Linked DNA regions of Homo sapiens: regions 1, 2, 3, 4 and 5 are each linked to region 6. The links are chromatin loops, found by intact Hi-C in ENCODE. Cell type or tissue: Calu3. All regions are shown on one strand. Region 1 overlaps LOC101927189 (a long non-coding RNA gene). Region 2 has its middle 100 kb from the start of HCRTR2. Region 3 overlaps LOC107986606 (a long non-coding RNA gene). Region 4 overlaps FAM83B (family with sequence similarity 83 member B). Region 5 overlaps LOC107986606 (a long non-coding RNA gene). Region 6 overlaps HCRTR2 (hypocretin receptor 2).

Region 1 (5,000 bases), 1.3 Mb before region 6:
ACTCAATCATGCGTCAGAGTATAATTATCCCAAATAACTGGAAAAGCATATAAGTGATGACATGACTGTGATTCATTTCCTCTGTGTGGTCATTGTCTGACTCTGTGGAATCAAATGTTCATTTGAGAGCCAGGGGTGCCTGGGACCTGGGAAAAATGCACCCCTGCCCAGGATCCTCATTCTGTGAGTCACACACACAAAACCAAGGGTTGGTGAGTGACAGCTAAGACCAAGGTTGGAACCTACTCATAGGAGAAGCTTCATTTTGTTCTTCTCCAGCAGCGCCTATATAGCCACTTCTAATCTGCAATTCGAGGGATGGAAGGGTGTATTCAGTTTTTCTTCCCTAGTAATTTGAAACCAACTTGATAACAGCTTGTTCAAATGAAGAATGGATAGAACATCTGTTTAAATCAACTCTGAGAGGCAGAAACGGAACTTTTGTGTGCCTAATATTCCCATTGGCTAACCCTGTCCCTAAGCCTCCGTACCATGGCTTCTGAGAGTTTTTGGCCAAATGCCTAGTGGGAGGGCATGGTCCTGTTGGGAATGGTTTTTCTGCTTGGAGATGGCTTTGGCTTAGCATCTTTCTGTTCTCCAAGGCTGTTTACTCTGCCACCTATCCAGAAAGAATTTTTTTTTATGAGTCCACAATTTTTCAGTCCTGGAAAATTTTACAGTGTTTTCACAGACATTATTTCATTTGATGTTCATAATCCTTCAGGGTAAATAGGGTAGGTTGCTGGTGTCCGCGCATTATGGATAATGAATCAGAGATTCAGAGAGGATAAATCTGACTTCTACTCCAAACAAAAAGCAGAAAAATTATAGCAGAAGAAGCATATATCATTCTAGTTTTCAGCATATCTAGATTAATTCTGATTCATTTTTAATTTCAGCTGAATATGTTGTGCTTTCTCTATTGCTATCCTGGGGTTCATTTAGGGTGGAGCCACCTAGACATCATATACATGCCTTGGCTGCATTTACATCTCACCCCTCCTGCTTCCCCAAGTATAATCACCCCAGTGCTATGAAACCGATTAGAAGAAAATGAAGTGTTCAGTGCTAACTCCAAAATTCCAGGTGCTATGATACTGCTGCATACATCCAAAGGGACTTCTTACTTTAAGAAGCCCCCTTTTAAATGAAACTCTTGACTTCTTAGTGTTGCCTCAGAAATGTGCTCTTCATTGCAGAGAATATTACAGAGAATGTTCTGCTGCTTTGTGGAGGAACCATAGGAACTGTGCACGATCTTTCTTACCACAGAGTCACAAGGAGAAAATTGGCAGCTTAGGAGACCAGCCAGCTAAATGAAATGTCAGCCAACAAACAACTTAAATGCTCTTGGATCATTTTTCCTCTACTTTATCAAGTAGTTTTAGTTTGGGGGAAGTCAACAATCTTCTATGTTGCTTCCTTACTCAAGATTTCTCTGTCTCTGTCTTCTGAGGCATTTGTTTCTTTATGCCTGGATCTGCCACTTCACGTTTTGCCTCTTTTTCCATATCTACCTCTGACTCTATCTTCATCTTTTTCTCTCTCCCTTTATTTTCTTTATTTTTGGTTTCTCTCTTTCATTTTCTCTTATATTGTCTGTCACCTTGATTTCTATAAACACGTAATTATCACTAACAGATTAAAGAGCTTTATAAATGATGGTGAAAATTTGAAACAAATTTCTTAAAGAATCTTTGAATCATTGTGTGTGTGTGTGTGTGTGTGAGAGAGAGAGAGAGAGAGAGAGAGATTTAAGAGAGAGAGAGAAAGAGAAAGGTATTTATTGTTGACCTGTGATTTTCTCAATCCTAATCCTCAAATGAGAGTTGTAGAACTGGGATTGGAACCTGCAGCCAGCTAGGGACCACATCACACTGCCTTCCTCCTAGTCTCCAAACATATAACTGAAATATTATTGTATCTTGCTCTTAGTACCTCTCCTGTATAAATGCGCTCATGCATTTCTTTTCAAATAACTGTAATTCTAGATACATTTGCATAAATAGGATTAGAATCTTGCAAAAGTGTATTCTATCCAAAGGGTGTCTGCACAGGAGAAGGAGGCCAGCAGGTGTCAGTCTCACCTCAGAAGAAGAGCTGAGAATAGTTTCATTGTGGTTTTTCTTCATCGGAGTTTGCTTTTTTGAATGAACTTTCAAATAACCTAAGTTAAGTTCTTGTTTGTTTTAAGCAAACTCTGGGTTGATTTAAAAAGAAAGTAGGCTATCTCAACCTCATACCACCCCACAACCTGAGTTGTATACGGATTATTCTCTTGTTAAAAACCCAGCTATTGGATTGGGATATAATTTTATTATTGCTGGGCATCTGGGCATCATTTAATAGGTACTTTGAAATTTTTTTAATTGCATGGTAATTGAGTCATGATAGAGAAGTGTCCCTTTGGATGAGTGCAGCAGTATCATAGCACCTGGAATTAATTTTGGAGTTAGTCATCATCTGTACCAACCACACATTCTCCCACCCCATTTTCAGCTGAGGAAACAGGTTCAGAAAAGATTTGTTCAAAGACTCATGGCTGTGAGGAAGAGGGTCAGCATTAGGACTAAAATCAAGAGCCAAGTGGCTGAGTCTTTAATGAGCATATTCAGATTGACGGGGCAAAGCAACATCAGGCCCTAGTGGGCTGTCTGGATCTGCAAATGTTCACAAGTGATTATCTTCAGTGTAATCCCCATGGCAACATAGCAAAGTGCCTGCCGTAGCTGGATGAGAACTATGATTATGCTAGAGAAAGAAAGAAACTCCTAGGGACAGCTTGATTGAGGAGGGGTTGTTATGCATGTCGCCTCGCAGTGTTGTTTCTCCTTAGGCAGCAGTGGCAGCGATGTTTGAGAGGGGCCTATGGAGCTTGTTTACATAATCAACCGGAAAGCACTTGTCCATGTTGGTCTGTGCCCAGGGGCTGACAAGCAAGCCAGAAATCACTCTGGTTTGTGTTTCTGTAGTTCTTGAAGATGTTTAAAGATGGTCACTCCTCCAGATGATTTCTGCCATTTGCTATGGGGATCACCACACCCGAGCAAGCTGCAGAGCTTTAGGGTAAGGAACAGATGTGATGGTAGTTTTTCCAGAGTAAATGCTTGCCAACCTTGGCTGACGAAACTAGGCTTAACAAACATGCGGACAAGCTCAAGGCAGGCCTCCCCACGAATTACTTTCCCTGGGTTTTAAAAATTGGTTTACAAATGTTAAATGTTTTTTGTTAAAAGACATGTCTCTATAAATCAGAGCCTGCAAGTGCCTTTAAGAGAGGCAACTAAGTAGCACCCTAGTCTAGTCGGTTAATACCACTGCTGTAGACAAGAAGGTGTGTTGCTGGATTCTGCTTCAAGGATGGGCTTGCTGGCCAGCTGTGGGGGGTGCAGGCATCAGGCAACCCATAGTCTTCATAGCCTTCTGTGTCTGCCTCAGCTGCAGAGAGACGCCTGTCCTTTCGCCCTCAGCCTGAGCAGCCCACCTCCATTAACTGAGATGGAGAGAGGGATAGCGGCCCAGCCACTTCTGCCTAAAGGGGCCATCTCTGTTGGATCCTACACTTCTGAGCTCCCAGTTGGGTTGGTTCAGGCTTGTTGGGCCTGCATGGCAATCCTTCTTTTTCCTTTGCCAAATCCATCTTTGTTTGCTGCCATTCACAGGTGTTGATCCAAAATCTATCTTAGTATCTGCTTTTAGGAAACTCTGCAACAATCAATCTATCTTTTCTGCTTGGAAAAGAGTAGAAAAAAAGAAATAATTGGACCCTTAAAGTAAATGCCTAAAAGCCTTTTCAGATAACTTACCTTTTCAATAATTTTTATATAAGAGAGGAAAAGATTACAAGTTTTTTAGTCTCAGGAAAGAAAAATTATCTAGTATTAATACTATAAAAGTAGTTAGTTATGTAGTAAGTTGACTCTTAACATAGCCCACTTAACCACTTTTTACAATGGGAAGAAAAGTTTCCTGATTTCTTGATTTATGAGGCTCCAAAAACTCTTGTTTTGAAGGTTTTCACACTCAGTTCCTGTTTAATTAATAATTGCCCTGAATGTTTTCCCATGTATCTAATTATGTTTTGCAGTTCCATCAACCTTCCTAGCTAGTCTCAAAATACCAAAACGTTGCCTTGCCCTTGTTGTGGGTGTGGTCAAGGTTTCCTCTCTTGGGATTTCTTGCATGGGGTATGAGGGGTGGTGTTGTGGGGGAGAAGGAGAGGGATGCATAGAGTGGAGAAGAGAGTGTAGGGCGCTCATCCCTAGGGCACCAGCCTCTACTCTGTTGCCCCAGAAATGTTTCCAGACGTGTATCTGGACTTCACCCTTTAATTACCTAATTGGGTAGGTTGTAGGTAGTATGGAATCTAATGAACTGGATCAGGGAAAAAAAAATCTGAAGGAATAAGTGATCTCTCCTTGAAGGTGCTGCAGAGGTAATGAGCAGAGTTAATGAGTGACTGATCCATGGTGGTGGTCAATTTAATTTGAGTACTGAGGTTGAACACATGCTAGATGTAATAGAAAGCAATATTCATATGCAACACGTTGGGTTACATAAAATCTGGAAAGCTTATAATTTAAAAGATACAGACACACAAAGCAACGATTCAGGCCAAGCCAGATTTAGAACTGTTTTTTAATATGAGACTGAGGGATGATATCCTGGATCTCACAGGGGCTGGATTTTGCCTGAGTGTTAGAGCTAAGATAACATCTTATTCTTGTCTATATTTCAAGAAGCATTCTTATTAGGACCATCTTCTAGAAGAAAGAAAGTTACATTTAAGAAGATTGAAACGTGAGTCAGTTTTCCGTATTGGAGAACGATGAAAAACCAAATATATGAATTCTGAAAATTTTGTGAAAGTAGACACCTTAAAAAAATAAGAAAACATTATGAAACAGAGTTGGTCTTCATTTTTAGGTTTAACCAATCCTATTAATAATATATAGATATACTTTTGTCATAAAAATATTGTTTAGGTTTTACTCAGTAAG
Region 2 (5,000 bases), 170 kb before region 6:
CAGCAGCTTACATTTCTTCAAGGGAACTTTAGATTTCTGAAATTTCTGCTCCAAGATTTTGCCTTTATTCAATTATTTTTACTGCATACATTTAAGGTGCACGACATGATGTTTTGATATACTTATCCTGATATACATACACATAATGAAGTGATCACTACAGGCAAACAAATTAACATATCTATCATCATATAATTACTTTTTTGTGGCCAGTGTATCTAAAACCTACTCTTTTGGAAAATTGTCAGTATATAATGCAATATTTTTAACTATAGTCCTCAAATTGTACATTAGATCTCTAAATATATTCATCCTACATAACTGCAAGTTTGTATTCTTTGACCTGTATTTTCCCATTTCTCCCTTGCTCCAACCCACCCCCGTTAACCACCATTCTATTCTCTGTTTCTATGTCTTCAATTATTTTTTAAGATTCCACATATTAGCAAGAACATGAATTATTTTTTTTCTGTCTTTGGCTTATTTTACTTAGCATAATATCCTCTAGGTTCATCCATGTTGTTACAAGTGGCAAGGTCCTCTTTTTTAAGGCTGAATAATATTCAATTGTATATACATAAATTTTTAATTCATTAATCTGTCAACAGATACTTCAGTTGTTTTCAGATCTTGACTATTGTGAATAATTGCTGTAACTAATATGGAAAAGCAAATATCTTTACTAGGCGGTGCCTTTACTCCTTTGAGTATATACCTAGAAGAGGAATTACTGGGTCATATGGTAGTTTCATGTTTAATTTCTTTAGGATTTCCATACTTTTTTCCATAATAGTTGCACAAATTGAATTCCCCACCAACAGTGTACAAGGGTTTCTTTTCCTTGATGCCCTCACCAACACTTGTTATTTCTTGTCTTTTCGATAAAAGCCATCCTGACAGGTGTGAGATGATATCTTGTTGTGGTTTTTATTTGCGTTTCTCTAATGATAGTGATGTTGAGCACATTTTTATATAATACCTGTTGCTCATTTCTATGTCTTCTTTGGAAAAATGTCTATTCAGGTCCTCTGCTCATTTTTAATGAGGTTATTGTTATAGTTATTCCTATTATATGCTATTGAGCTGTGTGAGTTCTTTACATATTCTTATGTTAACCCCTTATCAGATATATGGTTCACAAATATTTGTTTCCCAACACAAGCCATTTCATTTTGTTTAGTGTTTCATTTGCCCTGGAGAAGCTTTTTCTTTCTTTCTTTCTTTCTTTTTTTTTTGATGTAGTCCTATTTGTTTATTTTTGCTTTTCTTACCTGTGCTTTTGGTGTCATATCTGAAAAATCATTGCCCAGACCAATGTCAAGAAGCTTTTCTCTTATGCTATTTTTCTTTCAGAAGATACAGTTTCAGATCTAATGTTGAAGTCTTTAACACATTTCCAGTTGATTTTTTAAAAGATAAGGGTTCAATTTTATTCTTTTGCTGTGGATATCCATTTTTTCCTATGCCATTTATTGAAAAGACTATCCTTTCTCCATAGCATCTTCTTGCTGCCCTTGTTTAAAATTAATGGACTGTACATACCTGGGTTTATTTCTGACCTCTCTATTTTGTTTCATTGACCTACATGTCTCTTTTTATGGCAGTGCCACACTGTTTTGATTACTATTGCTTTGTAGTAGAGTTTGAAATTAGGTACTATGATGCCTCCAGCTTTGCTCTTTTCATTCAGGGTTGCTTTGGCTAGTCAGAGTCTTTTGTGGTTCTGTATGTAGTGAATTTTAAGATTGTCTTTTCTATTACTGTGAAAAATGTCATTGAAATTTTGGTAGAGACTGCATTGAATCTGTTGGTCACTTTGGGTAGAATGAACATTTTAACAATATTGAAATGTCTTCCAATCCATGAACACGGGATATCTTTCTGCTTACTTGTGACTTCAATATTTTCATCAATGTTTTATAGTTTTCTGTGTACATATATTTTATCTCTATGGTTAAATTTATTCCTAAATATTTTATTTTATTTTATTTTATTTTATTTTATTTTTGGAATAGCATTCCTATACACTAAAAATAAACTATCTAAAAAAGAAATCAAGACATTGCTTTTTAAAGGGCCTGAAGGGCAACCCAGTGCCTTCTCTGGACTGGACTCCTGGAGTCTTCTTGGCATTCCTTCCCTTCTCCACGTTCCAATGAGCACACCACAGTCTCTTCTTAGACTAAGTGCAGGACCCAGACTCTTGGACTTTTTTCAGAACTTCTGTTCTATTCCTATTTGTCTTTTCTCCAGCTGCCTCTCAACCCTCCATCTGTACTGCCATCTGCTGGTTACGAACAGCCTTGTTCTTTAACAGCTTTGTTTTGGATCTAGTTAATATCAAGAAATAACCACGGTAATAATAAACAGTAAAAGATGATATATATTTAAAAATTATTGTGGACAAAACAAAAATTTTTTTATATCATGGAACTTTAACAATAAAATAAATAAAAATGCATTTGATATTAGATAGAGATAACTGCTAACAAGAACAAAATAAAAAAGAGAAAGGAGTATAAAATGTCTTGGAGGTTAAAATTTGTGATGGGGTATGTAGGGAAGATCTCTTTAAGAAAGTGACTTTTGAATAAACATTTGAGGAAGTGAGGAGCCAGCCATGTGGCTACCTTGTGAAAGACCATTCTAGACAAAGAAGAGCAGGAACAAAGGCCCTGAGGTGACAGCAAGCCTGGCATGTTCAAGACACAACAGAGGAGAAGGCATTGTAGATGGAGAAGGAGTGGTAAAGGTTGTGAGTGGTAAGAGAAGTTTTCAGAGAGGTCATTAGAACCAGTGCATGTAGGGCTCTTGTGGTCATTGTAGACATTTTGCATTTGATTCTAAAGCAGGGTTCTGGACAAAAGAAAGATATGACCTGTTTCATTTTTTAACAGTACTACTCTAGTTGCTTTATGGATAATATATTGTGTCTTAGAGATGTCAACAGATTTACTTAACCTTCTGAGACTTAAAGCCTAGGTGCCTAACCAAAAATATATCTAAACTAGTCAAATTGGTAACAAAAGTGGTTTAACCCAGAGCCAGTGAGTAAGACTTACCGACTTTATAGAATAATCATGCTTCTTAAAGCATCACAAGAAGATTGAAAATGCAACCTAAACCTAGGAGGGTAAAGTAGAATGCACAAGCCAGGGAAGCCTTACCTGAAATGCCTCTACGGCAGCAGTTCTCAAATTTCTTGATTTGGAGACTTCCCGGAACTTCTTATTCTTTAAAATTATTGAAGACCCCAAAGACTCTATGATTATGTGGGTTAAATACATTGGTATTTACCATAATGAAAATTATTAATAAATTAAGATACTTTAAAAATAGTTATATGTTTGTTCACTCAGGAAAGACAATAATAAATCCATTATGTTTACATAAATAACATAACTTTTTGAGCAGTAACTATATTTCCCAAATAAAAACTTGAGTGGGAAGAGTGGCATCATTTTACATTTATGTAAATCTCCTTGACACCTGGCTTAATACATAACAGTTGATTTTTTCTAATCTGCTTCACCATTTCTTCTTTTAAGAAAACACACACCATGTAGCTTGTGGAAAACTACACTGTATAATAAAGAAAGTTTGAGAGCAAAAAACACAGATAACACCTTTTTTGATTATTAAAATATTTTTGACCTGTGGATTTCCTGAAAAACAGGTCTCTGAACTACACTTTAATTTTTACACTCCTGTAAAAAAAGACAAGTTGTTATATGTATAAGGATCTACTTTGCTCCTTAAAACCTATGCCAGTGTCTCAGTAATAGAGGTAAGATGAATTATTATAAATCAGAATAAAGCATAATGAATATAGTAAAATTGTGCTTGGAAAAATATCCTAACCACGTGAGATTTGCACACCTAAATTGTCTTATATTGTTTAATTTGGCACATTCTTTGTTTTTCAAGTTTTATTATTTTTATTAGGAAATACAAAGAATATTAAGTTATTTGCGGGGGTTGGGGCACAATCTTTGTCTTGAAGTATAACATTTTGGCAAGAGATAGGGTGAGAAAAGAAAAATTCTAAGGAAGTAAAATGATTTGGGTAAAGACCAATTCCCTGTGAGTAATAATTGGTGAAAGATACTTTTTTCCTATTTTTCTTCATGACTTGGGACAGAGTTTTAGCCATGAGGGCAGTATTTATTATAATTCAGTGGACATGATGAGGTCTCCAAAAGTACTTAAACTAGACCTCTAGATTCAATTTAAAGTCGTATTCTAATATCTCAAACTAAAAAGAAAATTGTGACTTTTAATTCTACTTCTTTGAATTTCTGAGGCAAATTTCAACAAAGATTCAATCATATTTTTAAATTAATTCAATCTTACTTTAAAAACAGTAACGTTTGATACAAATAAATATACAATAAGGAAAAATCTCTACTTCAGGAAAAAAATCTATCAGCTACTGTTTTATAGTGATCTTAATTTCTTTTAGCACATTCAGTGGCAGAAATTATTTTATTTGATTGTGTTTTCTTTAGAAAAATATCCTTTTATTAGTTCTTGAACTATTACTAGCTTTCACAACACAAAATTTAAAAGGATTAACTTTCTAATTTGTCAAAATTATAATAATAACCCATATTTAAAAGATAATCAGAAAAAAACTTAAGATTTGGACATTGTATTTTTAATTTTTATATTACATGGTAGTTATATCATGTAGTGACTTCATTAACAGAGAACTTAGTTCAATAGTTATTTTCATTTTATGTTAATTCCTCAATTATTTGGTTTTATATTATGTAGGACATATAAGGATAAGCAGGTTATATGTAATTTTTTAATCAGCATTTTAATAAAAATAATTGAAGTCAACACTGAAAAGAAATGTGACCTACAACATATCACGGCATAGCAAAGCTTATTTTTGTAGCATGTGCCAGCAAATACAAGGCACTTGCCGTGATGCACACATACATATCTTCCTAGGCACCTTCATTCATTCTGCTCTCAAATTGTTACCTTCAACA
Region 3 (5,000 bases), 620 kb before region 6:
CAAACAACATGCATGCTAATTGATAATGTTGAGAAAATGACAATCAAAATGATTAAGTGAATAAAATGAAATTGTTTCATGTTTTTGTGATTAACATTTGACATATGTCAGTTGAGATATCTGATATATGTCAACAAAACAATCATTAGACTCCTCTCAGCAAAGTAATGCCACAAAGTACATCATGCTATTATAATTCTGCCAATGTATTCAGTGTGATTTCTAAATATAGAACACTCTATAGGGCACTTGCTGTTCAAATCACTATGTAGCTTCCTTTGGTTCTGTATCCAGAGGTCAACACATGGTGGAACGAAGAAACCCAGTTTCTAATTCCAAGCTTCCATTTACTCCCTGGGAAAGTCTATTTAGAACACACAAGTAGACTTTTCCCAAACTATGGCCCTAGCACATGCCCCACCGATTTCATATTTATCCTTGGGAAAGCCACATTATCCGTCTTTGTGATATTGCCTGTGTTAGTAACTGGAGTTCATAACTATTGTCAGTGTATGTGTATTAGTAAAGTAATTTGTTTGTTGCTGTGCGCAGGCAAGTTCAGCTCTTTGGGATGAATATGCTGCAAAGCTGTGTTCTATGGACAAGTATTTCTATTAATATACATTTTTCCAGTAATCCAATATGAAAAAATTAACACTATTTATTTGTATTCATGTTCCCAAACAGACTTGATTTTTGTAAGTGATATGGGGTTTAATCACAATGTAGGAGAAAAACCATCAAGTCTAATGTCAGAAGTCTGAATTCAGCCTCAATTCCACCAATTAGTTCTGTGAACTTTCATGAACTGTTAAGCAGTTTGGGCCTCATTTTCTTTATATATAGTAACTAAGTAATACTGTTAACCTTCTTATTTCTTTATTACATATTGGATTTTTTAAATGTAATATGGTATACAAAATTTTAGGAATTATTATTGCCATTGTTGCTTTCGTTGGTAATAGCAGTAGAAACTATTGATGGCAGAACACTGGTATTGAATGTTTTGTTTTGTCCAAATAAGACTATGCTGTTAAAAAATCTCAGCCTAGTTCTGTATAGAATATAACACTGAGGTAAATTAGATTTTAATATCACTGTTTCACAATCTTTTTGGGTCTTACCTATAGAATTAACAGTCCAGCCTGCTTGAAATGAAGCTTTTCAGCCTGAGAGAAATGATTATTACTCAAACTAAGGATTTTTTTTTTATCAGGAGTGAGTGTTCTACATTAGTTGCTGGATCTTTTCTCACCTAGGCTGAGAGATTACTGGCAGTGGTGTGAAACAGGTGGAGGAAGTGAAATGAGGGAGTAAAGTGGGTGCTCTTGGCTGTGCTTTGAATCAAATGTTCCTTAAAGTCTTTTAAAAAGCAGAGAGGAGCTGGTTTGCAGCTTGAGTTCTCTGCAGAACAAACTCTGAGTTGGAGTTTAACTAAAAGTTGTTTATCAAAGTATCCTTTGGATCAGTCTCTGTAGAACAGAGAGAGGAAAGCAGCATTGAACAGAGCAAGACATTGAGTTGTGATGCAGGCCTAATGAACTTAGGTTAAAAAAAAACTTATGATAAACTTATTATAAAAGAACACAGATGAGTTTGGGAGCCAATCCTATCAAGGTTTTAATACTGACTGCTTTTGCAGTCTCCCCTCTTGTGGTGGATTGGGTACTGGTTAATGATGTGAATTCTGCACTAAAGCCACCTTTCTTTGTCCACCTTCTAGCTGTGTGATTTAGTGAAGGCTAGCTTGCTTCTCTGGACTTCAATTTTCTCATCTGTAGAATAAAAGTAACCACCTGCACACATAGAGTGTGCCTCAGAGACCCCACAGAGAAGCTCTGGATTTAGAATGACCCTTCAGAGTGACAAGGATGTGGGCAGAGATGGCCCAGCCTCTGCATGCAAGGAGTGATCTGTCATTTAGAAGTGGACTGCCCTGGGAAAGGGTCTGACTTTTATTAAAGCAGTTGGCAGTATCCAACGCAATCGCTGGAGGGGCTGGCAGCTGAAGGCTCTCTACCAATGCACAACCATAGCAGGGGCAACAGGTGTCTTCCTGAGAGGTAGTCTAGGCACAGTGCATGGCCCACAACAAGCCCCTCCGAGCTGAAAACTTTCATAGCTGGAGGGAAGGCAAAGGAGAAGTAAAGGAGTGGGGAAAAAAGAAAATGAATGCTTATTTAATATTTGTTATGTTCCACACACTGGACTAGGCACTCTCTTGGTTATCCCATTTAATTCTTAAAACTCTCTCTGTGTGCAGGTGGTTACTTTTATTCTACAGATGAGAAAATTGAAGTACAGAAAGCAAGTTAGTCTTCACTAAATCACACAGCTAGAAGGTGGCCAAAGAAAGGTGACTTTAGGGCAGAATTCACATCATTAACCAGTACCCAATCCTGCCACAAGAGGGGAGACTGCAAAAGCAGTCAGTATTCAAGTCTGAACAGGATTGGCTCCCAAACTCATCTGTGTTCTTTTATCTTAATATAACCTAATGCCCTATCTGATCTATTTGACATGAAGATTATCATTGAATATTGAACAAATGTTTAATGGCCATCCAGCTCAACATGCATTCTAGAGTAGCTTTAGTGTTTTGTTTTGTTTTCTTATAGTAGTTGTTGTTTTTCTCTGTCTGTTTACAGTGCAGAGAATTTCTAAAAATGTGAAAACACTTATCAGAGAAATGTTGTATTGTGTTACAAATCAGGATAAATACCTTGGTTTTTTGAGTAATTCAAGCAAAATCTAATGGAAAAATGATGGAGAAGAGAGTTCATTCAAATACTCCCAGTCCAAAAGCCAATTAACATTGTTATCCTGATATTATTCACTGTTTAATACAGCAGAACAGTTTTATATTTCTGAGTGAAGTTATGTTTTGTGAAATGAAAAAGATTCTTATCAGTTAAATCAAATGAGTTCCAAATTGCAAGCTGCTGATATTATGGCTTTCATAATATGTCTTCAATAACACAAGGAAATAGGAGAGGCAAATATTTCCATGTGAAAATTGCAGTAATGTTCAGCAACTTGTAATAATTAACTCTCTCAAAATCTGGTGCTGTGCCAGATAAATTATTTCAAAACCACACTTTCTTTTTTCATTTATTTTATTTAAACTTATCATTTATCACGTTAATAAAGCATTTTCACTGAGGCTGTTCTTTAAAACACTAAAACAAAGATTATTAACCCAAATTGTCCAAATGATAGATTTTAAAACATGTCCTGAAAGCAGACAAAAATAAATAAAAATAAAAGCACCTCTTCAAGATTTTAATAAGGAAAAAAAAGGAATGTTCTCAATATTTCTACAGCAATTCTACAAACTTAGAAATAGGACAAAACCAGCACATTATCTAGGTAATAAAATGTAGCATCTTTACATTCATTGCATGAAATAGTGACATGCATTGATGTACAAAACACATGTGTTTCAAGGTAAGTCAACTCTGATTAATGAAAATGTAACTGAACTTGAAATTCAAAGTTAAGGGCTCTATACCAAGCTATGCCACTTACTAGTTATATGACCTGACTGGATAAGGCATCTCTCTAAACTCTAGGTTTTTTATTTTTAAAATGAGAATATAAAATAACTAATTCTTGTGGTGTTGGTAGTATAAATTTAGGCAATATATGTAAAATACACTTTATAAACATTCAACATTAAATCCTAATGCCTGTGTGATATTATGATTCATTTCCATCTGTGGTTCCTAGTTCGTAACTTTCATAATCATTGTCACAATCTTGGTTATAATGTTGGAGAAATTTAGGGCTCAGAAGCAAGCCTGAGGAAACAAAAGCTTTCTCTCTGAACTTCTGTCTTCCTTTTACCCACCCGAGATAGGACTATAGTCCAATTATAGGTCATAAAACCCTCATTCTAGAGAGGGTCCTGCCCCCTACTCCAGAGGAAGGAATGCTGTACAGAGAGATCAAGAAGAATCTGAATGGACAAGGCTTGCTGAGTTTAGGCCACATCCTTTTTGTCCAATCACATTTTGACATAGTTGTCCATGCTTTAATCATTGACAACCAATGAATTCTCCATAAAAGGCCCAAAGGATGGAGTTCCAGGAGCTTCTGGAGAGCTGAACACATTGAGCATGACAGGAAGGTGAAAAACTCTTTCACATGCCAGGAAGTTGGTGCACCCCAACTCTACAGGGACAGAAGCTGCTGCACTTACAAATCCTCCCAGACCTCACCCCATGTATCTCTTCATCTGGCTGTTTATTTGTATCTTGGAAAATATGCTTGATAGTAAGCCAGTAAATATGATTCCCTGAGTTCTGTGAGCTGCTCTAACAAATAAATCAATCTCAAAGATGGGATCGTGGGAGCGCCAACTTGAAGCCAATTGGTCAGAAGTTCCAGAGGCCTGGAATTGCGACTTCAGGGAAGGAGAGGATGATCTTATGGTGTTGAGTATTAACCTGTGGGATCTGACACTGTCTCTGGGTATATAGTATTGGTACTGAATAGGAGGACACCCAGCTGTTGTCCACTGCTTGTTGTATGGTTAAAAACCCCTCACTTTTGGTCAGAGAAGTCTTCTTCTGTGTTGATTATTATTGTGGTGGTGTGAGAGCAGAAGAAAAACCCATTTAAGAGAGTACTTCCCAAAGCACTGTGTATACAGTAAACTGTGGTCCAATGGGAAAATACAAATTAATATAGCCAATAACAGTGTATGAGAAGCTCTTTCTCCCAAAACTCTTGCCAACACAGTACATAGCCAAAAATCATCTTTTTATTTGATAGAAGTATGACATATTTTGTTTTAATTCATATTTCAATAATTTTGAGTGAAATTGGACAACTTTATACACCTTTAAAATATCTTTCTGTTATGAACTGCCTGCTCTTCACCTTTGCTGGATCGATGTATTTTACATATTAATTTATAAGAGCTCTTTAAAAAATAAGGACATTAATATATTTAATATGTCCGACAAATATTTTAGACATTTTTTTCTCTTCTCATT
Region 4 (5,000 bases), 360 kb before region 6:
TTGTGTTTGTTTTTGAATTTCAGTAATTTATATGCTCTCATTTCTAGCTTAAGTTATATAGTTAAATGAGCTCTTGATCATTTTGCTTTTATAAGCAGAATGTGATCTTTATAGTATTTCAAAAATCTATACTTTTTTACTTATTAATTTTATTTTTGCTAATTATCACTTAGAAATTGATTAGATATTTTTTGTTTATTTGTTTTGTTTTATTTCTTTCTTTTGTATGTTTGCTTATTTTGTTTGAGAACTTTCCTTTGGGAAAATTCAATTGTAGATAATATCTTACTTGTGCCCTAAAGGGACATATTTTAATTTACTGATTCTTTTTTTGAAACCCTTTCTATTTTTCACTTTGTGATTGACATAATTACATTTAGGTCAGACTTTACTTTGCAAAGTCTGATAGTGTCTAGCCAGACTTTTCCCAGGTAATTATTTGTCTGTCAAGAAGTGTTCCCAAGATGATATATGCACATATTCCTAATTACTGTGAACTCCTCTTATGAAAACATCCCCTCTAATTACTTAAAAAAGTCTTCTTTCATTAAAGTTTTTTTTTCCTAGCCACTCAGTGGTACGTATTTACAAAGTTATAACTTCTGAGAGTCTTGAATATCTGAATGTTTAACCACAATGTTATTTGCATCTCTGTTTCCTAATTCTAGGCTAGCTTTTTTTGTGAGATGTGAATCTTACTCTTGTGAAATATGGGATCAAGACACATAAGCAAAAGTCTAGTGAGAATTAGGACAGAGTAATTCCTGATGCGCTCTATACCACATTACCTGAGTTCAGGGCTTGGTTCTTTACTGAGTCACTTACTGAGTTCCTGGGTGTGTCTGTTATGGCCTTGGGAGGTATTAGTAATATAGAGAAATATTAACCATCAGTTGGCCCCACAGATGCAAAGAGGAAGATGAACAGGTGATGGGGAATCTTCTTGGGAGTGAGCTGATATTATAAAAGTAGAACTAGAATAGAGACTTTGTCACCAGGACTCTAACTAGCGTGGCATTAAACAAGTCATTGTACCTCCTCAAGTTTCTTCATTTATTTAGGAAAAGATATGAAGCAAAAATGTTTTCACATTTTTTAAATCTGGTGTTCCTATCCAAATCTCTAATACTGCTTACCAACTTAAGATTATTTTGATATGTTATATTCCTTGTTGAATTAGTTCGTGATAGAAATGATTTTTATTGTGTCGTGATATGTTACTTTCATCCGCATCCCTTTGCAACCATGTCCTGCCCAGCTAAGTGTTATTTATATGTTTATCTGTGCCTTCATTAGACTAGAATGGTCTCTGTCCTGATGTTCCTAATTTTTATTAAGAATTTCCTCTCTACCCTATCCCTGTCCCAACTCTCACCGTGAATTTTGTCATTCTTTGAATTTGAGTCAAAATTGATTTCTTCTTGGAAATAATATTTTGCTTAGTCAAATTTAATGACATTACTATCCTGGGACATTAAGTTGAACATTTCTTCTGTGAATAAAATGCATTACATGTTAATATATATTTATGTTTGAGTGTGTATGTTTGAGAGACAGGGCATGAGAGGAGAAGGACGGAAAGAGAGAGGGAAGAAGAGACGGAGGGGAAGAGGGAAGGTGGAAGAAAGGGAGAGAAAAGAAGGTGGGGAAGAAGAGGTGGAGGGGAAGAGGGAAGGTGGAAGAAAGGGAGAGAAAAGAAGGTGGGAAAGAGACAGGAGAGGAGGGAAGGAGAGAGAAAGAAAAAGATCTGGTTAAAATTGCACTGACTTCATCCTGCCAACAATTGCTGTGTCTGTATGGCAGTACTCTGTCTTTAACAAACTCGTGGTGCTATACAGAGAGACAACACATTCTATATCTATTTTATGTTTGTTGAAGCAAAAAATTAAAAAAGTATGAAAAAATGAAAATGAAATTGTTATATGAGACTTCCAACTTGGTTGCACACCAAAGTCGTCAGTAACTTAGAAATTTCAGATGTTTTACTCTGCAGTGTATTATCAGGTAAAGTCTAAGGATCCTCAGTGACTTGTATTTTTAAGAGACTTTATTTAAAAATTGACAACTGAGAAAAGAATTTAGCTTTAAAAAGAAAAAATACAGTTACTTATGGGTGTCAGTAAGTTTATCAGAGTCTTTGCATTGCTAATACTAACCAATACCTCTATTAATAGTTGGAAAGAAATAATTTAAAATGCAAGTTATTTAGGAGTGCATATATATATATATATATATATATATATATATATATATATATGTTTTTGTTTTTTTTTTTTTTGAGACAGAGTTTTGTTCTTTTGCCCAGGCTGGAGTGAAATGTCACAATCTCGGCTCACTGCAACCTCTGTCCCCCCAGGTTCAAGCGATTCTCCTGCCTCAGCCTCCCTAGTATCTGGGATTATAGGCACCCATCACCACGCCCGGCTCATTTTTGTATTTTCAGTAGAGACAGGGTTTCGTCATGTTGGCCAGGCTGGTCTCCTGACCTCAGGTGATCCACCCGCCTCAGCCTCTCAAATTGCTCGAATTACAGACATGAGCCACCGCACCCTGCTGGAGTGCATATAATTTATTTGATTGGGAGAAATGTTTTTGAGACTATTTCCTTTAGTCAGCTATTACTCTTTAGTATTTTTAAATTCTCTCTCTCTCTCTTTAAATATATATATATAAAATAAGCAGTGAGAAACAATTTTTGTAGGTACTGCACATGGTGTGTATAGTCCTCTGAGCTTTGAGGTAGTGTTACTGACTATGGTACAAAATGTAGTTCTATATATTTGGGGATCTCTGAAGTAGAATGTTTATTTTTTGTGATTGTTTATGTTTACTCATTCTTTCCTGTCTCTGGTTTAAAATAAAAACCAAACAGTTACTTATTGAAATGTGTAATATTTTCTGATGATACACCTTTAGTAGTTTGTTGGAATGGCAAAGCTAATTGTCATCATAAAACCTTGTCATAAAATACTGAGAATTCCTAATGCCTAAACACCTAAATTCCAGAGGGGTAGAAATTAGCAGTTTTACACACTCAGATGCCTTCAGGGCTAAGCCACAAAAATAACTGCAAAAACTCTGCAAAGGAGAAAGGGCAGATGGTAGTCCAATAGGGAATGAAAGGAACATGGAAGAAGAGATAACTTGACCAGACTTAAGGCATTCTTTAGGCATTTGTTATAGAGGTGATAAGCTTAGGACCTTAGGTACACATTGAGGCATCTTATCAAAAGTTAACTTTCATGAAAATAAGGGGATATTACTTTACTTGTCTGTCCTCTCAATGAGATGTAAAAAGTCATGAAGGTTTGCCATGGGAGCCTTTTTGAGATGATGAGTGCTGACATTTTGACACACTGACATTTTGCATTTTAAGGATTCTGCCTGCTGTCTTATAGTTGCTACAGATCCATCATGTGGCATATATTTTTATATCAATTATTGATTTATTTAACTAGTCACTCTTCAAATTATCTTGTAAAAAGTTGGGCGACTTTTATCCTAAGGACTGGAACTCACATCTGATTTTGAGTAATGAATTTATATTATGCAATTTAGTAACAATATCAGGTAACATGTATTGAGCACTTACATGTTAGGCACTGTGCTAAGCACTTTACATGCATTATCTTAAGTTGACCTTCATAGTAACCTTGTGAAGTGTGTCCTTTTATCCACATTTTACTGATGAAAAATACTGCGTTCACGTGGTAGGTTGGTCAGCGGTAATGAAGCAGAATGAAACCAAAATGCTCATAACTAGAAAGTGGTAAAGATTACATATTCCTAATCGGAGGTGTTTGAAGACCTGGTTGAGAGGGTCTAAGATTGAGATCAGTGGGTGTAGATGTGGAAGCATTGATTTCTAAATGAGTCAGGTAAAAAGTATCATGTGGTTGTTATTAGAAGTCAGAAGTCACTCACCTGGAACTGACAAAAGTTAATGATAAGTAGATGAGGTGCTAGTACCCAGAATGTAGACCAGGCCAGGAGGCACTGAAAGGAAATGCGTTTCTGAGTTCAAAGGTAAGGTAAATTTGAAGCAGGAAGAAAAGGAGAATCAGGTAATGAAGTTGTCCTTTGGCCTCTGCTGGGTTCAGCTATGAGGGAAATCAGTAAGTCTTTGGCCAACCTTATAGGTTAAAGGTATTGCAGGCCATTTATTCATTTAGCAGTTATTTTTTTAGTGCCAATGATGTATCAGATACTATTCTAAGTTCTGAGAATACATAGGTGATTAAAGTACCAAAGAAACCCTGCGTACCCTTGAATGAAGTTTACCTACAAATGGGGTTAATCAACTAATAAATAAGGAGTGCTAGCAGGAAGAAGCAAAACACAAATATGGTTGAGTAAAGGGAGCTGAGAGTGGTGGTGGAAGGTAGTTTGCAATTTTAAATAGGGTGCTCGGAGTAGGCCTTAACAAAGTGACATTTCAGCCAAGATTTGAGAAAAGAAGGAATAAGCCATGCATGTATTTGTGGGCAGAACACAGGAGACATAGGGGAAGCTTTCTTGTTTTTTAGAAGAAGAGCAGAGACCAGTTGTTGGACCCGACAGCAAAGAGGAGATGAGTAGAAGATGCATCAGAGAGGAAACATGGAGGCTAGATCTTGGGGATCCCCACTGGCCATTTTAAGGAACTTGGCTATGATTCCTGTAAATCAGGAATCTACAGGAGAATTTTGAGCAAAAGAGAGACATCAATTTTAAACCTGCTATATTTTAACAGTATACTTCTGGCTGTAATATTGAAAATTGACTGTAGGGGACTAAGAATGAGCATATCAGATATTACTAAAATAATTCAGGTGTGGGGTGATGGTATCTTAGATGGTCAGGTGGTGGCAGCAATGGCTAGTTTTTAGGTATATTTTGAAGGTAGTGAAACATGGGATGTGAAATAGGTTGAACAACATAAGACGACTTCAACATTTTTTGCCTGAGCAGTTGGAGTGATGGTATTGTCATTTGAGGTTGGTGTCAGAGGCCCCAAAGTT
Region 5 (5,000 bases), 540 kb before region 6:
TGAACATTAAAAAAGACATAAACCTGAGCTTGCTGAAATATTACACTAACACTAAATTGAGAGTTAAGAAGGGCCAGTAGTAAAGTATTAAATGATTTATGCTTTGCTTCAGTTTCAAGTTAAAATATTATCTACATCAGAATAATCAAGATAGTAATAATTAAGATCAATAACTATAATTAGAATTTAGATATTTGTCATTGAATATTCAATTTTACTTTAAAAATTATATATATAATATATAAATTACAGATATACTTTTTATTGTACTAGGCACTGATAAGTCACAAATCTACTGATTTGTTTGCAATCAAAGAGATTATAATCTGATTGGGAGGTTGAGAGTAAGGGCCATGATGATAGACAAAGAACAAAAACTACAGCAATATAATACATGCTCTAAAAGAAATATACCCAAAGTGCTAAGAGATTTCCAACATGGTGAAACCCCATCTCTACTAAAAATACAAAAATTAGCCAGGCATGGTGGGGGGTGCCTGTAATACCAGCTATTCAGGAGGCTGAGGCAGGAGAATCGCTTGCACCCAGGAGACAGAGGTTTCTGTGAGCGAAGATCACACCACTCCATTCCAGCTTGGGCGACAGAGTGCTAAGTTTTTTCACATAAGGGATCAAGTAATGTTTTACACAGCCAGTATCATTTCTATTGCATTCTTAAGGATGGTGAAGTTATTAAATATACTCTAGGTTGATTAACTCCATATACATTTCCACATCATTTTTGCAATGTCACTTTCCCAAACTCCCTTGCATCTAGATGTGGCCAGCAACACAATTATGGTCAATGAAACATAAATAGAACTCTAATGGGGATTTTTGAGAAAGTCTGCTGTCATATTTAAGGCTCTATCCTCTTTTCCACTTTGGCTTATTTATACATCTTTTTGCCTGGACTGTGGAAGGGGTGGCCAACATGCACCAGTCATCTTGGCTAAAGGAGAGAAATTCACTTTGACACCTCAGATCTCTAAGGAACACCAGCAACTACCTATCTGATTTAGTCTTGTTGCATGAGAAGAAGTAAACCCCTACTTAGCCAAGCTCCTGAACTTTGTTAGGTCTTTTTCCTTGCAGATGAACATTGCTAACTACTGCATAGGAGTACATGAGCTCACTTATCAAGGATATGTTGTGAATGTAAAAATAAAATCAGCCATAGGGAATCCACAAATTAAAGTCCATAAGGCCAGAGCTGGTAGTAGAATCTGAGAAGTCCACAGGTAGATTGAAAGGGGAAATATTTGAGAGCAGTTTTTTGGACAACAAAAAAGAAATGGCTTTTCAAGAAATAAATGTTCTCATCTGTCAATTGCTCTGAAATGTGGGTAAAAGTAGACTCTATTGAATTTGACCATTAGAGGGCATTGGCGTTTTGGAGAGAGCAGATTTCGTGAAGTGTTGACAATGCAAGCCAAATTGCAGTGGGAAGGGAGCAAGCAGATGTTGAAAACAATGAAAACAGAATGATGAGGGTACACTTTTAAAACGGCAGAAAGAGACAGGATAGTGGTTTAGAGAGAGAAGCAATGTTGAGGGAAAATTTTTTTTCACTTTAGGATAGAGCAAACTTTAGAAGAAAGCTTCAATGGAGAAATAATAAAATTTTAGGGACACGAGGTCATGGAGGGAGTGGAAGACAAATAATGGCCAAAGGTTCTATGGGACAACCAGAGGAATATTCCCATAAAAGAGGGATATCCATGTCCTTTGGAGAGAAAAGAATGACTATGGATATAGGTGTGTGGAGATAGGAAAAAGGGACACAGACAGAAACTACTACTAATAGTCTTTGTGAGTTTTTTTTTTTTTATTGTTGTTAAAATGTTCAGTCAGCTTCTCTGGTAAGTGGGTGGATGTAAGGTATAAGATTTTAGGAATAGATAAGGGTTTAGAGCAACCAAATGAAGAATAAAATTGGACAAGGAGTCCTGGAGGACCCAGGAAAGTCTTGCAAAGGTGAGCTGAGCAGCCAGCTAAGACTGTGACCTATTGGTTCTTCAATTATCCCTAGCTTCCAGAGACTGACAGTTCCTCTTTCTACACAGGTGTGGGCATGGGGCAGATTATTACATGTGGCTTCTCCTTGTTTGCACCCAACTGAAATTTTTATAAAATGAAACAGTTACAATAAATATCAAGGGAAATTTGGAAGAAGAAGTTAGAAAAGAAAACAGAGAGCCTGAGCGGGTTGGAGTGTGGCAGGTAGAGGAAGTCGTTCCTGTCTGTTTTGCCTTATCGAGGGAGTGATTGTGGATGGATGATACAGACTTCCCACCGTTTTGGGCTCTAGATCTTGCTGTTCTTATGTCTCCCTACCGCTTCTTCAGAGTCACACAATCCAGTGCTTAACTTTACAGTATCTCTAGAAACATAATACCATGATTGTAACCTCAGATTTTCTCTCTTAGGCATTTGTAGATGTTGCCAAAGTTGTATAGATTCTAAATAAATAGCACTTTCATCCACATCTGCTTATATGACACACATATCTATATGCGCATTGTATTTTTTTTCTAATTTATGATTTCATCATATTGTAGAGAAAAAATGATTCTAAAGTGAGATTGGCACTGAGATTTTAATTTTCAAGGGAATCTTTGAAATATTATCAAAGTGAAAAATAAAAATAAATATTTCAGCCTCAGAAAGATATTCAGAAAGTATTCAGAGTCCATGATAAGTAAGGAAATTCTTTCTTTTAGTCAAATATGTTCTTAAAATGCTATGCCATCACAGCTTTTGAATCTCCCTCTAGGATTCCCCGAGGCAGATGATTATTCTGCTGAGACAGAGTATCAGCATTTTGCTGTGGGTTTCCCCTCAGTGAATAGCAGGGGACTTTTTTCAAAGACAAAAAGACCTCTGAACTGTCTCCCCAAAGCTGTGATTCTATCAGACGTGGGCAGGGTAGGAATTTCCTTTGCTCAACTCAGAATGAGTGAGACAGCTGTCAAACCTGCTATACCTGCCTACATTCTCATGCTTAGGGCGTCCTTACTTCATCATTCCACCCTCTTAAAAAAAAATCTTCCAAAAAAGCAAGCAAGCATGTGACTAAAGCCACATTCAGCAGCACTAGAGGTTTTGCTATCAGCCCAGGAAAAAATTATTATAAATTCTCAAAGTATCAACCTCAAATAAAGTCTTGAGTTGCCATTATGTGAAAGGTTCTACGTTTCCTTAGAGGAGTGACTTTGGAATGATTGAAGAATGTTAAAAGAAGGTTAATTCAGGCACATAATAAAAAACATGCTTTCTTTCTTCTAATGAGAACTTTTTAGCTGTGGAAGGGCATGTGTCTACGTGCCTTTAAAAGCAGAAGCTGATTAAACTCCTGTGAAAGAATCCTATAGTAGTAGAAGTTTGAACTAACACAATTCTAAATTTCTGTTCAATTTGGAGTCAATAAGTAAATATATTGTCCAACATTTCTCAAGTTTTATTTCTGTGAGAAGTTAATAGGTGTGATTATAGAAAAACAGTTCTCTGGTCAATTTATGTTAGGAAAACACAGCAAACTATATTTACTTTTTTAGGTATATTGTTTACATTAATATATTAGATCTTTGAGTAGGTTCATATTTTAACCAAACGCTTTACAAGTGTTTCTAACTACAGAACTGGCTTTGTTTTGTTTTGTTTTCCAGGTTTTTAGAAGAAAGTTTTGTTTTGTTTCACTTTGAATTCTGGCTAATTTGACACCAGGCACATAATGCATAACATAAAGGCTTTAACATGATATATTGCCTTAATAATATATATATTTTAAGCCATATGCCAAATTTTGTATCCAGTATTCAGAAAACAAAAGATCTGCTCTTGAAGTATGTTTTTAAAAAGAATATCAAGTTATTATGACTTATGTGAGAATTAGATCTCACATAATATTTATCTTCTAAGCTATGATACATAATTCAAAATTCTTTACCGTAAAGCCTGTAACTACTTGAGGGCTGATGTGTGGCTTAACTAAATAATTTGCTCAGAGGAAGGGTGATGCTGTTGCCTGCCCAGAATCATTGCACCTGAGAGAAGGGAGGGGTCATTATCTCAGAGTAACCACACACCCTAATATTGTCAATGCTACACATGAGTGCTGGTGAAAATCATTTCCGTCATAAGGCAGAAATAATGATTAACTTCATTTTAAAAATCCTATGCTGATGTAGCTTTCATGAGTCAGCTACTTCCTTAAAAATAACTCTCTAAAAGCAATGTGGTATCCTGGATTGGATCCTGGAACAGATCAAAGATATGAGTGGAAAAAAATAGATATAATCCAATTAAAATCTGTTTTTGTTGTTGTTGTTTTGAGACAGAGTCTCACTCTGTCACCCAGGCTGGAGTGCAATGGCATGATCTCGGCTCACTGCAACCTCCCCCTCCTGGGTTCAAGCGATTCTTCTGCCTCAGCCTCCTGAGTAGCTGGGATTATAGGCGCGCCCCACCATGCCCAGCTAATTTTTGTGTTTTTAGTAGAGACAGGGTTTCACCATGTTGGTCAGGCTGGTCTCGTTTAGTTAATATATTGTAATAATGTTGCTTTCTTAGTTTTGACAAATATGCCATGGCCAGGCGAGACGTTAGCATTAAAAGAAGCCAGTCAAAGAGTATATATGAACTCTAACATCGCTGCAGCTTTTCTGTTAATTAAAATTATTCCAAAGTAAAATATAATTTTTAAGCATTTTAATAGGAGAAAAGAAGTGTTACTTTCCTTTTAGTGATCCTAAGAATCATGGTTTCTGCTTTTGAAGCTGAAAGATGAGCATGCATGCTCTATGGATTAAATATGAGAAAGTATACTATATTTAAAAAACACCTAAAAAATTACCTGAATGAAGTGTAATTTTTAAATCTTATAGATGGGGAAAGGTAGGTAATTTTGTCCTTGACACCAGAATATCTTTTAGGGAGAGTACTCTCTTTATTTAAAAGTATAACTTGTTAGGCTTTGTAGGAGAGACCCTAGGAGCAAA
Region 6 (5,000 bases):
TGTTTTATATTCAGCAAGTGTTACTAAGGTATTTATTAAGATTAGTAGTTTATCTGGAGATTCTTTCACACTTAATAAGTATGCCCTCTGTGGATAATGATAGGTTTTATTTAATCCTTTCCAAACTTCATTATTTTATTTATTTTTATTGCTTTATTACCCTTGCTCCAGCACAATGCTAAATAGAAATTACCATAAAAGACTTTGTGCACTTACTCCTGATCACTGAGGGAAAGACTATTTATGTGAATTAGTATTTGTAGATATTAACTTTTGAGAATTTAGCTGTCAATCCCAATATGACAACTTGGAGGTGATGCATTTTTTTCTTCCTGCTTTAAGATTTTTCCTTTCGTCACTGGTTTTTCAGCAGTTTTATGATAATATAAGTGGGTGTGATTTTCTCTTATATTTATCCTGGTTGAAATTTATAGCACTTCTTATATCTACAAATATATACCTTTAATTCGTTTTGAAAAATTCTTAGATAATGTATTTGCCTTGCCAATATCTTTTTAAAGATTGCTTTTGTCTCATGCTACTTCTATACACACATATTGAGAATCCAATCACAGGTATAATAGAATTTTCACCATGTGTTATGCACACTCTTCTGCATTTTCCTTTTTTCCTCTCTGTTCTTTAGCTTGGATATTTTCTATTAGTTTGTATAATCCTATTAGATGGTTTTATCTAATCTTTCTTTCTGTTAAATCTCTTTGTTGTGTTTCCAGTTCACATATTTTTAAGTTCTATAATTTCCTTGGACTATTTTTCTATTTTTTATATTCTTTATAATATATCTACTTTCTTGACATTATTAATTCAATCATTTTAAAATTTCTGAAATATTTTATGAAAAATTGTAGAAATTATTTTATGTTCTAGATAATATTATCTTCTTTCACAGAGAATTTGCTTTTGCTTTGGCCAGCAGCTAGTGTTGGGACAGAAAACCACTATCCCGTCAGTCACTGGAGGCTTTGGAAGCTGGGCTTCATTCTTTAGGAGAGCTTGTCTACTTCAGATTTATCCCTATCAGAGTTCATAACTTGGAGTTACAGCTGAAAGCCAGGGTTGTTTACCTACTTGATAGGCCTTGAACTCCAATTATCATCTTATTTTTGGTTAGGTACTAAATTTCCGGCTCAGCATCTCATATTATCAGCTTTGTTCTCTGTTTCTCTTCTCCTGTTCTTAGCTAGAGTTTGCAAATTGCCAAAAACTTTGAGAAGAAAAGAGGCTAAATGCCAGAGCATCTCCCTCTTGCATTTTCTCCAGGATATTGGCCTTTGATGTCCCTTCTGCCTTAGTAGCTTTCCAATGTCTTAAAGAAATGTGTAACACTTCTGGTTGTTTTAGGTGGGAAGTTTGTTCTGCAGTAAGCTTATCTGCCGTTACCAGAAATAGAAACTATTTTGTAATAGTAAAACAAATGTATACTTTCGTACTACAATATTTAGTACTTCAGAGAACAATTGGCACTTTCTGGATATTCTCAACCAGGAGTATGTGGTTGAAACTGCACAGTTTTCTGGAGATGATTTAGGTTCTTCCCTTCTTACTCTAATTCTGTCACTGGTTGATCTTATCCACTCCACAAGCTTTAATCACAATTTCTATTCTGATGAATCCCAAATATTTACATGTAAAGAAATTATATCCCCTGGAGTATAGAACCATAAATCTAAATGCCAACTGGGTATTGACACTAGGATAACTCACAGGTGCTTCAAAATTACATATACAAAGTTGAATTTCTCATCTTCTATCTACTCTTACAAAGCTACCTCATTATCCTTTATCCCCTAGCTCAGTGAGCATCCCCAGCTGTCAAGCAATATACCTGCTAATCATCCTCAGTTCTTCTTACTCTCTCATCCTCATATCTAATCCCTCACTAAGGCCTGATATTTCAACCTCGTTATTATTTTTGGCATTCACCTTTTTCCATTTTTTGGTTACCAACTTGCTTTCTTGGAATTTTAAAACTGTCAGTATTAATCTCTCTGCTTGCAACATAAAGACATATATTTTCCACATATTCCGCCTAAGTAATCTTTGAAAAATAGTAGTAAGATATTGCCATTCTGTTGCTTAAAATCTGTCAGTAATTTTGTAATTTTCCAATTCTCCATAGTCTGTAGGACAATATCCAAATGTTTTAACTGAATACACACACACAGAAACACACACACACGCTCACACACATTTTATGATTCATACTTTGAGTTTAATTGAAAGATAGAACATCTATAAGATGAAAACAGTTGTAGTCAGAGATTCTGGTATGCAAAGTAGGAGAGAGAGCCAAGAACTAGAGGTATAACTTTGAATTATAATATTGGGTTGGTCTTCTATAGATGAGACATAAAGTTGTGAGAGTCAATAAGAACAACTAAAGAAAGATAATGAAAGAACAAAAGACAAGTGGATTAAAGACAGATATGCGGTGAAAGAGAAAAGCATTTCTACAGAAAAGACCCCCAAAATAAGTTCATTGCAGGTAGTAAGATGAACAGAAGTCAAATGTCTTGGGGAGGATCGGATTGGTTGCTTGTGTATGTTAATTAATGCAAAAGGGTCAAAGAGAAGGACTGACTTTATGGCCCTGTAGAACTCTGAGAACAGGGTCAAAATCCAGATGCATTTCTAAGACATCACACTGGGAACGGGGACTTGTAATGAGTTATCTACAAAGTGTAAAAAGATGTGGGTGACCAAAAGGTTGTCATTTCCTCCAAAACAAATTTTCCTGGAGTGAAACTGTAACTACCAGGTATAGTCATTAATAGAACTGCAGACACTAAGACTATGGAACCTTCCGTCTTCCTAACCTTTTCCTCAGGCCAGCCTTAAAGGCCTGTGAAGATCTATTAATAACACTGCTGTTTTGTTCTCTGGCAGCTCTTGGTGCCAGAAGGCTTGGTGCCAATTTGTGGTTGAGCCCCTCCTTGGGAGAAATCATGCCATTCAGAGACAGCTGATAAGTCAAGCCTATTTTCCCACTTTCTTCACTGTATTTTTCCTGTCTGAAGAACTTGTTTATGGATTTGATTTCTGTAGAGATAATAATCACAGGATTCAGTGGTATAGCATTCCTCTATGCATTTTCTCCCTGCACATTTGTGTGTGTGAAGATACTCTTTCTAAATCCCTTTCAAGACAAATTATTAATTGTGATATATTAATTATTCTCCACTGTACCTAACGGTTATCAACACTACAGAGGCACCATTGGTTGACAAAAGTGAGAGCTTTTCTCAACATTAACATAATGAGCAAGTGGCAATGAGAAAATATTTGTCCAATTAGAGACTTTTATATTTTCTTTTCTTGAGGAAATAAAACCCGAAACACATTTAAGATACATTGCTGTTTGTGCATAGGCGGTAAATTTTTTTTTTTTTTTTTTTTTTTGAGACGGAGTCTCACTCTGTCGCCCAGGCTGGAGCACAGTGGCACGATCTCGGCTCACTGCAACCCCCGCCTCCCGGGTTCAAGCGATTCTCCCGCCTTAGCCTCCGGAGTAGCTGGGATTACAGGCGCATACCACCATGCCCAGCTAATTTTTGTATTTTTGTAGAGATGGGGTTTCGCCATGTTGGCCAGGCCGGTCTTGAACACCTGACCGCGGGTGATCCCCCCGCCTCGTTCTCCCAAAGTGCCGGGATTACAGGTGTGAGCCACCGCGCCCGGCCAGTAAATAGTTTTGAAGTTTTATTTAATCCCAGCACTTTGGGAGGCCGAGGCAGGGGGATCACGAGGTCAGAAGATCTAGACCATCCTGGCTAACACCGTGAAACCCCGTCTCTACTAAAAATACAAAAAAATTAGCCAGGCGCGGTGGCGGGCGCCTGTAGTTCCAGCTACTCAGGAGGCTGAGGCAGGAGAATGGCGTGAACCCGGGAGGCGGAGCTTGCAGTGAGCCGAGATAGTGCCACTGCAGTTCGGCCTGGACGAAAGAGCGAGACTCCAGCTCAAAAAAAAAAAAAAAAAAAAAAAAAAAGAGTTTTATTCATATTCATATTAGATAACCATTTGGGTGGCACATTTCACAACACAGATGCACTTCTTAAGAGTCCTCCATCCGTCAGCGTTGTAAAAAAGGAAGTGGCACGTTTGCATGTAGTTCTTCTGAGACGGAGATTTAGGGACAACTTTGCCAAGGTGTGTAGGTGGAGAATGGGAGATTGAGACAGGCATATTGGCTCAGGAAGACAAGGGAGTAAAACTAGCAATAGAAAGGAGGGCCAATGCCGTAACAGTGTGATGGAGTGAAAACAAGAAAAAGGAAAATGCCTCAGGATTTGGTGGAGAGTTTGTTTTACCTTTTTAAGATAATACTCCTGGTCAGCTTCCCAGGTTCTTAAGTCTGGATACTGTAATGATTTTGGATGACTGCATTCCATGACCTGTTTCAAGGTAGGTTTTTTGAAAATAGGAGTTAAATATAGGCTTTCTTCCCTATGTATTCAGTTGCGTTTTTTTCTTTTTCATTTAGAAATGTTGTTTTATTTCACGTTCTCTTATTTATATTTAATTGAGATGGTGTTGGCCATTTTATCCTTCTTTTTTTTTGTTTTCTTTTCTTTTTTTATTTTATTATTATTATACTTTAAGTTTTATAGTACATGTGCACAATGTGCAGGTTAGTTACATATGTATACATGTGCCATGCTGGTGTGCTGCACCCATTAACTCGTCATTTAGCATTATGTATATCTCCCAATGCTATCCCTCCCCCTCCCCCCACCCCACAACAGTCCCCAGAGTGTGATGTTCCCCTTCCTGTGTCCATGTGTTCTCATTGTTCAATTCCCACCTATGAGTGAGAATATGCGGTGTTTGGTTTTTTGTTCTTGCGATAGTTTACTGACATTTTATCCTTCTTTAAACATTATTTTCTATCTAGAAAATCCAACTTCAAATAAATATACTCAGTTCTACATTATAAAAAGTATTACAATGAATTTAATGCTTAAAACTCATTCCGGAAG

What was found. A loop is a pair of places that touch in the nucleus more often than their neighbours do. Peaks named below come from ENCODE experiments on the same cell type or tissue, not always from the same donor. Only the 100,000 strongest peaks of a DNase experiment are listed, where the experiment ranks them.
Region 1: a loop joins it to region 6, with 13 times the contacts of the local background. A loop is called at or near these places in 59 of 110 quality-filtered maps.
Region 2: it touches region 6 in a loop (4-fold over the local background); 6 of 110 quality-filtered maps call a loop at or near these places.
Region 3: it touches region 6 in a loop (4-fold over the local background); 2 of 110 quality-filtered maps call a loop at or near these places.
Region 4: a loop joins it to region 6, with 4 times the contacts of the local background. A loop is called at or near these places in 3 of 110 quality-filtered maps.
Region 5: it touches region 6 in a loop (8-fold over the local background); 7 of 110 quality-filtered maps call a loop at or near these places.

What each region holds. Positions count from the first base shown.
Region 1 is chr6:53,984,277-53,989,276 of GRCh38, forward strand. The region is part of intron 2 of LOC101927189 (a long non-coding RNA gene); the gene reads left to right. Among named protein-coding and RNA genes, the nearest start is that of MLIP-IT1, 12 kb to the right of the region's middle. RefSeq lists an enhancer at 1-550. In Calu3, a CTCF peak has its summit at 2,052 (motif pointing right); DNase peaks (open chromatin) are centred at 155 and 2,065.
Region 2 is chr6:55,067,079-55,072,078 of GRCh38, forward strand. No RefSeq gene overlaps it. Among named protein-coding and RNA genes, the nearest start is that of HCRTR2, 100 kb to the right of the region's middle. In Calu3, a CTCF peak has its summit at 2,277 (motif pointing left); a DNase peak (open chromatin) is centred at 2,283.
Region 3 is chr6:54,619,072-54,624,071 of GRCh38, forward strand. LOC107986606 (a long non-coding RNA gene) reads right to left here. Exons shown (of 3, transcript XR_001744176.3): 3 at 3,268-5,000. Among named protein-coding and RNA genes, the nearest start is that of FAM83B, 230 kb to the right of the region's middle. In Calu3, a CTCF peak has its summit at 2,409 (motif pointing right); a DNase peak (open chromatin) is centred at 2,400.
Region 4 is chr6:54,874,064-54,879,063 of GRCh38, forward strand. All of the region lies in intron 2 of FAM83B (family with sequence similarity 83 member B), which reads left to right. Among named protein-coding and RNA genes, the nearest start is that of FAM83B, 30 kb to the left of the region's middle. In Calu3, no CTCF peak of the experiment used is centred here; DNase peaks (open chromatin) are centred at 2,508 and 4,878.
Region 5 is chr6:54,696,239-54,701,238 of GRCh38, forward strand. The region is part of intron 1 of LOC107986606 (a long non-coding RNA gene); the gene reads right to left. Among named protein-coding and RNA genes, the nearest start is that of FAM83B, 150 kb to the right of the region's middle. In Calu3, no CTCF peak of the experiment used is centred here; DNase peaks (open chromatin) are centred at 1,423 and 2,963.
Region 6 is chr6:55,236,376-55,241,375 of GRCh38, forward strand. All of the region lies in intron 1 of HCRTR2 (hypocretin receptor 2), which reads left to right. Among named protein-coding and RNA genes, the nearest start is that of HCRTR2, 64 kb to the left of the region's middle. In Calu3, no CTCF peak of the experiment used is centred here; a DNase peak (open chromatin) is centred at 2,926.